Regions from separate parts of the Homo sapiens genome. Here region 2 is linked to region 1. Evidence: read pairs that join two places in POLR2A ChIA-PET (ENCODE). Cell type or tissue: PC-3. All regions are shown on one strand.

Region 1 (5,000 bases):
TTTAATTTATTCAAGCACAAGCATTTACTATGTACAGGGGGGCCTTCTAAGCAAAGAATATGAGACAGAGTCCTCCTCTCTGGTCAATGCAATAAGTCTCCTTCATAGCAGGAAGGGGAAGGAAGTGTTCATAGAAAAAGGAGCCAAATCTTTCTCCTTCCCCCGATAATTACAAAACGAAAACTATTGAGGATAGATTAGGCCATAGATCCCCAGATCAGAAAAATAAATTAAAGAGGATGGAATAAATAATTGGATCAAGTTAGAAAAAAAATTAATGCCTTGAAAGCAAACTCCTCAATAGAAAAATGCAACATGTTTAAGAGGAAATACAGGGCATGCAAATGTTTTGTTCTGCATGTCCACAGAGAGAAAACTTATGGTTTTGAAAAATTCTGCATTTCCTGAATAGCATTTGCTCCTGAGTACACCTGTGTTCGGGCTGAGAAAATTAGTTGAGTGGATGAACTGATGATTAGCTGGTGGGAAATGGGGTCCAAGGACTTGTGTCCAGCCAAGTGGCAGGACAAGATGACTAGCACTTTTCAAGCAAGGCTCTCAAAGCAAGAAGATGAACTCAGATAGGGTGGCAGTTGTGGCCGCAAAGCAAGAGGAGCATGCTTGAGGTGCAAATCCTAAAACACACTTGGTTCCTTCCGAGGTCAAGCTTCTGCTGTCCCAGCCAGTGGTTGGCAAGTGACTCAGCAGTTTCCAAGAATTCTGGCTTGCATCAGCCTTGCCGCTTGGGTGAGGTCCTCTTGGAGCTCCTGGTACTAAGAGAGGTGAGAGGCAAATCCTCTCACCATGTCCTGACCTCACGTTGCACAGGCACTTTGCATTTGTTTTGTTTTGTTTTTTTTTATCTACAGGCCATGGCTTGCTCTTAAGGAACTGCTAATCATCTAATTTCAGTGATGCCTAAAATGTAGGCTCAACAAAATCAAATTATATCATAGGCAACAATAGAGAGAAGTCTGAGAAGTAAATGTGAAGCTCTGAGCCTTTGACGATATTTGAAAGAAGTTAGGGTTTGTCCACTGAAATTACTCAGGTCCACAGACAACATTTTGACTGCCCCTTGCCCAGTACTGATCTTGCCTTATTTGTTCTCCTATAACGTGTATGCATGAGGAGCCCCCACCACTTGTTGGGGACCTGCCTACCGTTATTTCATGGGTACACTGCAGGTTCCTTCTCTCCTATGCTGCATGATTGGTGGTCTGCTGTACACTGTGCAGATGTTTCTCCTGTGCTATTTCATGATTATTTTTCAAGTGGCCTCTTAGTCAAGGGATGGCAGGTCAACACATGGGAACATCTGCTCTTACCATTTTTCTAAGCAAACAGCAGATGGCATTGCTGCTGTCCTTTTGATCTGAAGCAAAAATTCCCATGTCTGAGGTGTTGGTTTACATTGACACTGCCTGGCAAGCGACTGCCTGAGAGTCGGCCTCCCGCAACAGTAGCACTGCTTACAGATGTTTTCTCTGCAATGCTCATTTTTAGTTTGTTTCTTCCTGTGACTCTACTTCTGCAGGGTGTCTTAAACTTTGATTCTTCCTCCTGTGACTGTTGCTCCATCACCTCACTGATGTCAACTATGGTCCTCAGGTTTCCTACCATTTGTCACTTGGGATCACCATTAGAGTTGCCAAAGAGGAGACAGTAACCTGCCTCACATCAGGAAGTAGACACTGGCTATGTGTGTGTGATGGACTACACAAGATTATCTTGGAAATAGCTGAACCACCAACCTTTTTCTAGGTGATTCCTCTGCCAGACAAGACCATCTTAAAATTACATTTTAACCATTGGATTTATAAAACTTTAATGTATGTATTCTGTAAGATTTGTACTCATCGAACAACTTATCTTTACAAACAGTGCAAATATGCAAATGAAATGTCCACTTCAGTGTTATTTTCTAGACGGAGTAGTAGCCTGTTAGAAGAAAAAAAAATCTTTCTTACATTTTTCCTTGGTTTATATTAGATTCCAATGACTTTTTACAATTATTATTTTATCTTTCCATAAGTTATTGGGGTACAGGAGGTATTTGATTATATGAGTAAGTTCTTTAGTGGTGATTTATGAGATCCTGGTGAAACCAGCTCAAACGCCCATCAATGACTGTTTCATTATAGGTAACCTTTGGTCATCCACAGTGCTTCCACACCCTCTGGCATCTTCCTTCTGTAGGTGTTTCTTCTTTGACATCATCAGTTAAATTCTTTATATATGTCTTTCCTTCTTCTGCGTAGTCTTGTATATCCTGTCAATCAAGGGTTCCAGGAAGCTTCAATTTCCTTTATCTGTGAAATGAGAATAATACTTTCCTCATGTGATTGTTGTGGGGATTAAATGAGATAATGTGTGCCTACTGAGTGCTTTAAAAATGGAAGTCATCATCCTCTTGTTCATCACCATCATCATTGCCATCACATCATTCATAGGTCAAGGAGTCAGAGGACCCAGCTTGAGCATTTCCTAGCTGAAATGTCAGGCACTGTTACCATCTCTTCTTTCTCATCTGAGGTCCAAGTATATTGCCTTTTATTGTACTACTTGGTTTCTTGTTTTATATATTCAGGCTCTGGATGAATTTTTTGTATTCCTAGAAAACTATACTCAGTGTTCTTGAACTTTTTGTTTTCTTGTGTTTTACTTGACATATATATTATAGCTTTTTGGCTCAAAAATTTCCAGGTTTATACTTGTAACTTCAACATAATATAGTAATTATCAAAGATGCCCAAGGTGCAGAATCTCTATTTCCTTTGAATTTCATGCAACTACTGATGTCTGTTTATATTCTTGCCAAATTGGATTTCAAAATGGCCCAATTTTCTAGGGCAAGTAAGTTTTCATAGCAAAGTATTTGGTGCCTCAGAAAATATGAGTTTTCAGAATATTTGGTAGCCACCTAAAGTGATTAGGGAAAAAAGATATAATATGTGTACCTACTGTTTCTTATGGCAAGTTCTTGAATGTAGAAGACTTGCCAAAAGGAAGGTATGTGTACACACCACCCTTTCAGAATTATATCAGCAAATAGAAATGAAGGAGTAGAGAGGATATTTAAGAGAAAGCATGAGTCATATTTCTAACAAGAAAAGGCAGTCACTGATTTTGTGTGGAAACAATGCTGGAGCATGTCTGTTAACATCTAAGTCATTCTAGAAGTTGGGATTACTGAGAGTCAGTAAACTTTAAATACTGGTGATTAGTTTATGTAACACTGGAAAAACAAATCTCCTTCCATCTTTCAAACAAATATTTCTGGTGAGCCCATCCCAGTGTCCTTTTATTTCACTTCTACTCAATTCTTTTGGAGTTTGTCAAATCCTTTTATTAAAATGTTGCTCTTTTTTTTCCCTCTCATATGTAGCCTTAGTCACTAAAATAAATAGAGCTGTCCCAGAGTCATAGCCGTTCTTAGCTGACTTCCTTCTTAATATAGCAACCCATTTGACTTTGTCCTTGCAATTTTTTTTATTTGAAAATTGAATTTGCCCCACTTACTTCTCATTCTGCCTCAGTTAGGCTCCCAATTTTCATCCTTTAAATGAATTATCTTGCTGTTTTCTTTCCCCCTTTTCCTGTGAGCTTTCAGCTCATTTCTGCATTCCCTTTTATTCCTTAGATCTTTAAAACTCATTTTACAACCTAACTGGATTGACTTAACCACGTATGAGAATTTGTTGTACTTTAATTGTCCTAGTGAAAAACCTATTGTCTTATATAATGTTTTCTAAATCTGTAAGGTGTTTGCTTTTCAACTCTAGGAGATTGGCTCCAAAATAGGCCCCAGCCTCTCTCTTGAGCTCAAATCTGTCTTCCTCATTCCCTGCTGAACACCTTTCCATCGGTGTCCCTCTAATGCAATAAATTCATCATGTCTCTCTTTCTGGTAATGGAAGCAGACAGTCATCCTAGCTGCAACTTTTCTGTTTTCTTTACCTTAGGGCTTCTCCTTGCTCCATATGTAACTGGCCACCACACCCCACGGAGGCAGCCTCCGCTATGTTTCTCACGTGCCTTTGCTCAGTTCCGTGTTCATGTCACTACAGTTGTTCACCCCTTTTCTCCTCTGTTCCTGACATCACTTGTCTCCCCACCATTGCCATCCCCCTACTACAGTTGCCACCTCCAGCTTCTCTGCTTCCTGCCATTCCTATCTGTCTTACATACACTGCCAGATTTTTCTAAAATGTGGCTCTAACACTTATTTCTGCCCTAAATCCTTTAGTGCCTCTCTACTGCCTACTGAATAAATTTGACTCTTTCCTTCATGATTAAGATCTTGCAAGCCTGGAAAACATAGCAAGACCCTATTTCTACTAAAATAAAATAAAATAAAATAAAATAAAATAAAATAAATAAATAAATAAAAATAAAAATTAGCCAGGCATAGTGATGTGTTCCTGTAGTCCCAGCTACTTGGGAGGTTAAGATGGGAGGATCACTTGAGCCCAGGAGTTTAAGGCTGCAGTGAGCCATGATTGTGCCAGTATACTCCAGCCTGCATGAGAGAGACCTTGTCTTTGTCTCAAAACAAACAAACAACAAAAAACCCAAACAAACAAAAAAGTTCCACATTCTAACTCTAATTTATTCTTCTATTCTTCCCTCCATGCCACTCTCTATACCCTATATACTCCAGGCTTTTGGATTTCTCTGATCTTGCTTTGCCTTTATGGTCTCTATTGCTTTTTCTCATGTTCCTTTGCTTTGAATTCTCTAAACCTCCCTCGTCAATTACTACCTGCCAGGGTACTGGTCATGGCCTTCTCAGATACCATTTCTCTGTAAGGCCATCCTTGAATCTGCTGCCTTGTCCCCTAAGCCTGCTGGCCAGTGTTCAGTTTACTTGATTTTCTTTCCTGGCCTGTTAACCTTTGCCTCCCACTAAAGTTCGTTATGTTTACTTCCCTCTTTGTGGCTAGAATTTAAGATCTATGAAAGGGATGACCATGGCCTTAATTATTCTTATATTTTCC
Region 2 (5,000 bases), 370 kb after region 1:
GCTCTAGTAAGCTGTCCTTTGCATGGTGGCTCAACATTCCAGGTTACTTTGATCTTGTAGCCTTGCTGCATTAACATGGTCTCCCATGCAGGGGATGAGGGGCACTAAGAATCTTACACAACTCTTGAATGTTTCCACACTAAAGAGATAGATTTCATGTCCTCTCACATTTTATTGGCCAAAGCAAGTCACTTGACTTGGAGGGAATGGGGAGGGGCAATCTTCATAAGCATTTGGAAGAAGAGGAGACCTGGAAAAATCACAAGTAGCAGCAGTGTCTGCCATAAGGTATCTCTATCTCTGCCTCTTCTTCCAAGTCTGCTACAAACCTACATTTCCTGATGCTTGGAACAAGGTTTTAGGTAACGCACAATGCAAAGATACAGTCAACAGAGGGTTCAAATTCCACTCTTTTCTGCACAGACAGATTGTGTCCATGGCTTGCTTCTCCAGTCTGTTCTCCTGAAGTCAGCATGGTCTAGCTGAGTAGAATGAAGGATGTTCCCCTAGACCGTGCCAGGGAAAATGGGCCAGGACTCTGGTGGGGTTGGGGGTGGGACTGGGGCATAAAAGCAGAACACATGGCCAGCAACAGAGAGCAGGTTCTTGCAAACAGGCTAGGTTACTTGATAGTTTCTGTTCCCTGAGGATTTAAAATATGCTTAGCTGAAAAATGGAAACTACTATGATTAGGCTGACCCACTAGCTGCATTATGGGTAAGTAATAAAAGCCAAATTTAAGGGCAGTCCTTTTAGAGTTATAATAAATACTAATAATTTCTTAAGATTAAACATTGTAAGGTCCTTTTATGACTAGAAACAGTAAAGAACATTTACAGCTCTGCAAATATTTTCTCTGATGCTTCCTTCATTTCTTGATGCACTGGTGCCTAAAAAACTTTGTGTGGTCTCCACTGTGCCTGGCTTCACACTCTGCAGGGGTCTGACCCTGGAGTGGATTAGACTTTGAATGAGGCTATAGATTAGGTAAGGAGTCTTGGGCCTCCTCTTCAGCAGTAATCCTGAAAGGGCCTTTGCGTAAATTCTAGGCATCTTCAAACTGATCTCATTCAGTATTTGGGTTTATAATAGGTCACTATCCCACTTTTATTTCTGGCATAAATTTTGAAACAGATCACTGCTGTTTCACACTGTTGTTTTATCAACAGCAGGAGGAGTCCCACTCAGGGAAAATCCCAACTGAACAGTACTGTTCTTGCCTAAAATGGAGATTTTGCCAGAGTTAAGAAAGATGCAGCTGGCAAAAGGCACTGTTGCCACTTTTCTCGAAACTTTGCTTTAGGTACAGCCCAGCAGATCGGATGGATCACAGCTTGGCTATGGTTCTGCGGTAATTCAGAACTAAAACATAACTCCAAAAGAAAGACTCAAAATGTGGCTCCTCTCACTAGTGTAAGTTTAACAGCTCACTAGGCTGTTAAACTTACACTTAGCTGTCCTGTGTTTCTTTGGCAGTTTTGTAGCAGAGTTCTTACTCTGTCATACAGCGGGCGGGGGCTTTGGTGCACACATTTCTTGGAAGTGACACAAGAAAAGAAGCTGGGATTACTTTTTACAAGCATTGGCTCCAGAAATTAGAACAGATAATCCTCCTTAGTGCCACTGTACAACTTAATCAGAGGAAAAACATTTATGGAGCAGAAGATCCTTTAGAAAAATTGGCCCCTTTGTCCAAATAAATGGTGTGGATTTTACTTCAAACAGCTGAAAGCCATAAACAGGGAGAGTTGGGAGAGAACTCTGGAATAAATGGTTGAATTGAACTGAATTGTATCAGAATATGTGTATGAAGCAAGAATAGAAGGAATGAAGAATATGCTGCAGAACAAAAGTGTGCCTTGAACTTCATGGAGCTGCCAGCCTCCAACTCTTAAGCAAGGAAGCCTCTCATTTGGAGGATTTTTATATAAAATCCATGCAGTTTTCAGGCAGAGCTCTAGAGGGCAGAAAAGATATAGGTTCCTTGATGAAGAAAGTCACATTCACAAATTCAGGGTACCAATATTTTTTACATACTGTGCCTTTTTTTTTTTTTTTGACTAATGGCTCGGTTTAAATAGACTCTAGTTTACTATAGAATCACAAAATTTGAGGTCTTAGAAGGCTTGTAGTGTTGACAAGTTAGTTCTGTCCTATCATTTTATAACAGAGAAACAGTCTTTAAGGGGTTAAATGATTTTCCTAAGGTCATCCAGGTAGAGAGCAGCAGTTAAGACCAACCCTACTTCCCTGACCATCCCCCACACACTTGAACTCTTACACATTTAGTCAAGGTTTAAGAATGCCAACTTTTTTTCATCCTAAAACAATCTGGTCATAATGGAGACTTGAGTTCAAACTCATATTCTTGTCCTATGAAAAAGGACTGACTGGATTGGTAAGCCTGAAGCCGGTGCTGTCATTAAACTTGGACAGAGATCTCCAATGAGCCGGATCTATTTGAATTTCCTCAGCCAATACTTCCAGGCTTTGGACTCTAGGTGGCGACATAGGACCTTCGTTTTGCTTTCTAGGGAAACTGGACAAACCCTTCAGGAAGAAACCTGATTATTGCAGTTCTTCTTGACCCAAGGCAGACTGACAGCATTTTCTCTTAGCTAAGCTAATGATCAGGGCCTGGGTGCTCACTTATCAGATACTATAATTATTTTGACTATAATCCTGTGACAATGACTGTTATTTAACAGGTCTTCCAGTTGTGTCATATGTTTGGCAGGGTCATACCTGGAGAGAAGAGCATTTTTATTGATTTTTAAGCTTAACAACATTCTTGTGGCAGCTGCCCCTCCTTTTCACTGGGCCACCTCTGCCTCTTCTTTACTCTCCCCAGCCCAGTCACGCTGCATGACCTTACCTGCCTCCAACCCCCACCAAACATACTAATCTAGTGGAACTGGCTTTAAATGAACATAATGAACCACTCTGAAAGAAAAAAGCATTCAGAGGGCGGTCTGGTAAATTGAGAAGGGAGAGGGTGGCACTTCACGCATTTGATTTCTGGCTCCTTATCATCTCTAGAGCAAGGTGCTTCAAGAAATGGTCTAAGAATGACATGGGACATTTTCTTGTAAAAATGCAGAATTTGTGGGTACACTCCAGACATCCTTGGTCCCAGTCTCTCGGGGTAGGCCTTGGAATCCATCTGTTTAATTCCTAAATAGATTGTGTTGTGAACCACAGCTGCAAAGAAGCTGCAGACCTTTTAAAATCAGCTGATGGTGCTGTCTCCCTCACCACCTGATTTGCTGGCCTGGTGCCTGATTTCCATTGCTGAACTCAGAGCCTTACTGTTTCTTTTTTTTTTTTATATACTTTCAGTTTTTGGGTACACGTGCACAACGTGCAGGTTTGTTACATATGTATACATGTGCCATGTTGGTGGGCTGCACCCATTAACTCATCATTTACATTAGGTATATCTCCTAATGCTATCCCTCCCCACTTCCCCCACCCCATGACAGGGCCCGGTGTGTGATGGTCCTCACCATGTGTCCAAGAGTTCTCATTGTTCAATGCCCACCTATGAGTGAGAACATGTGGTGTTTGGTTTTCTGTCCTTGTGATAGTTTGCTCAAAATGATGGTTTCCAGCTTCATCCATGTCCCTACAAAGGACGTGAACTCATTCTTTTTTATGGCTGCATAGTATTCCATGGTGTATATGTGCCACATTTTCTTAATCCAGTCTATCATTGTTGGACATTTGGGTTGGTTCCAAGTCTTTGCTATTGTGAACAGTGCTACAATAAACATACATGTGCATGTGTCTTTATAGCAGCATGATTTATAATCCTTTGGGTATATACCCAGTAATGGGATGGCTGGGTCAAATGATATTTCTAGTTCTAGATCCTTGAGGAATCACCACACTGTCTTCCACAATGGTTGAACTAGTTTACAGTTCCACCAACAGTGTAAAAGTGTTCCTATTTCTCCACATCCTCTCCAGCACCTGTTGTTTCCTGACTTTTTAATGATTGCCATTCTAACTGGTGTGAGATGGTATCCCATTGTGGTTTTGATTTGCATTTCTCTGATGGCCAGTGATGATGAGCATTTTTTCATGTGTGTGTTGGCTGCATAAATGTCTTCTTTTGAGAAGTGCCTGTTCATATCCTTTGCCTACTTTTTGATGGGGTTGTTTGATTTTTTCTTGTAAATCTGTTTAAGTTCTTTGTAGATTCTGTATATTAGCCTTTTGTCAGATGGGTAGATTGCAAAAATTTTCTCCCATTCTGTAGGTTGCCTGTTCACTCTGATGGTAGTTTCTTTTGCTGTGCAGAAGCTCTTTAGTTTAATTAGATCCCATTTCTCAATTTTGGCTTTTGTTGCCATTGCTTTTGGTGTTTTGGACATGAAGTACTGTTTCTTAATAAAGACAACCACGCCATCTCCCAGCCCCTGCTCTCCCCTCCTTTTTCCCTCACAGGAACCTGACCCCATAGCACCTAGGGACACGTGACTAGAAAGGCAATATGGAATGGAAGGGATGTGAATACTGTAGTCATTTCCAGTATTTTTTCTCCCTTCTTTCTCCCACTCTAAATTTTTAAAATGTGATCTTAAATTTCATAATATACAAACAGATTCTTATTACAGAAATTCAAATTATATAGAGGACATTATAGCCCCTTTCAACCTTCCCCATCCAACATTCCCCCCAAATAGGATTGTGCTGTACATTATTTTGAAATGTGCTTTCATGATGTAATGTCATGCTTTAGGAATTTTCCCACATGAGTAGTTAAGTTTACTTCATTCTTTTGAACTGCTGCAAAGCAGTCTTTTCTCTAGGATACCAATTGTTAAAAAATTATACACACAATTTCGCATACTACTTTTTACATTTCATAGTGTGTCATGAACATTTTCCCATCTCATTATACGTTCTTCATAAAACATGGTTTTTAATGATTACATAGTATTCCAGCATATAATTATACCAAAATCAATAATTAATTTAATAATTCTCCAACTTCT

Evidence for each region. ChIA-PET counts read pairs that join two places held together with the same protein. Peaks named below come from ENCODE experiments on the same cell type or tissue, not always from the same donor. Only the 100,000 strongest peaks of a DNase experiment are listed, where the experiment ranks them.
Region 2: POLR2A ChIA-PET joins it to region 1 with 8 read pairs; 1 of 35 experiments calls an interaction of 5 or more read pairs at or near these places.

What each region holds. Positions count from the first base shown.
Region 1 is chr14:36,972,400-36,977,399 of GRCh38, reverse strand. The region is part of intron 1 of SLC25A21 (solute carrier family 25 member 21); the gene reads left to right. Among named protein-coding and RNA genes, the nearest start is that of MIR4503, 23 kb to the right of the region's middle. In PC-3, a CTCF peak has its summit at 1,364 (motif pointing right); a DNase peak (open chromatin) is centred at 3,119; H3K4me3 peaks cover 933 bases; H3K27ac peaks cover 4,044 bases.
Region 2 is chr14:36,602,611-36,607,610 of GRCh38, reverse strand. No RefSeq gene overlaps it. Among named protein-coding and RNA genes, the nearest start is that of NKX2-8, 22 kb to the right of the region's middle. In PC-3, CTCF peaks have their summits at 2,299 and 2,504 (motif pointing right); a DNase peak (open chromatin) is centred at 2,490; H3K27me3 peaks cover 627 bases.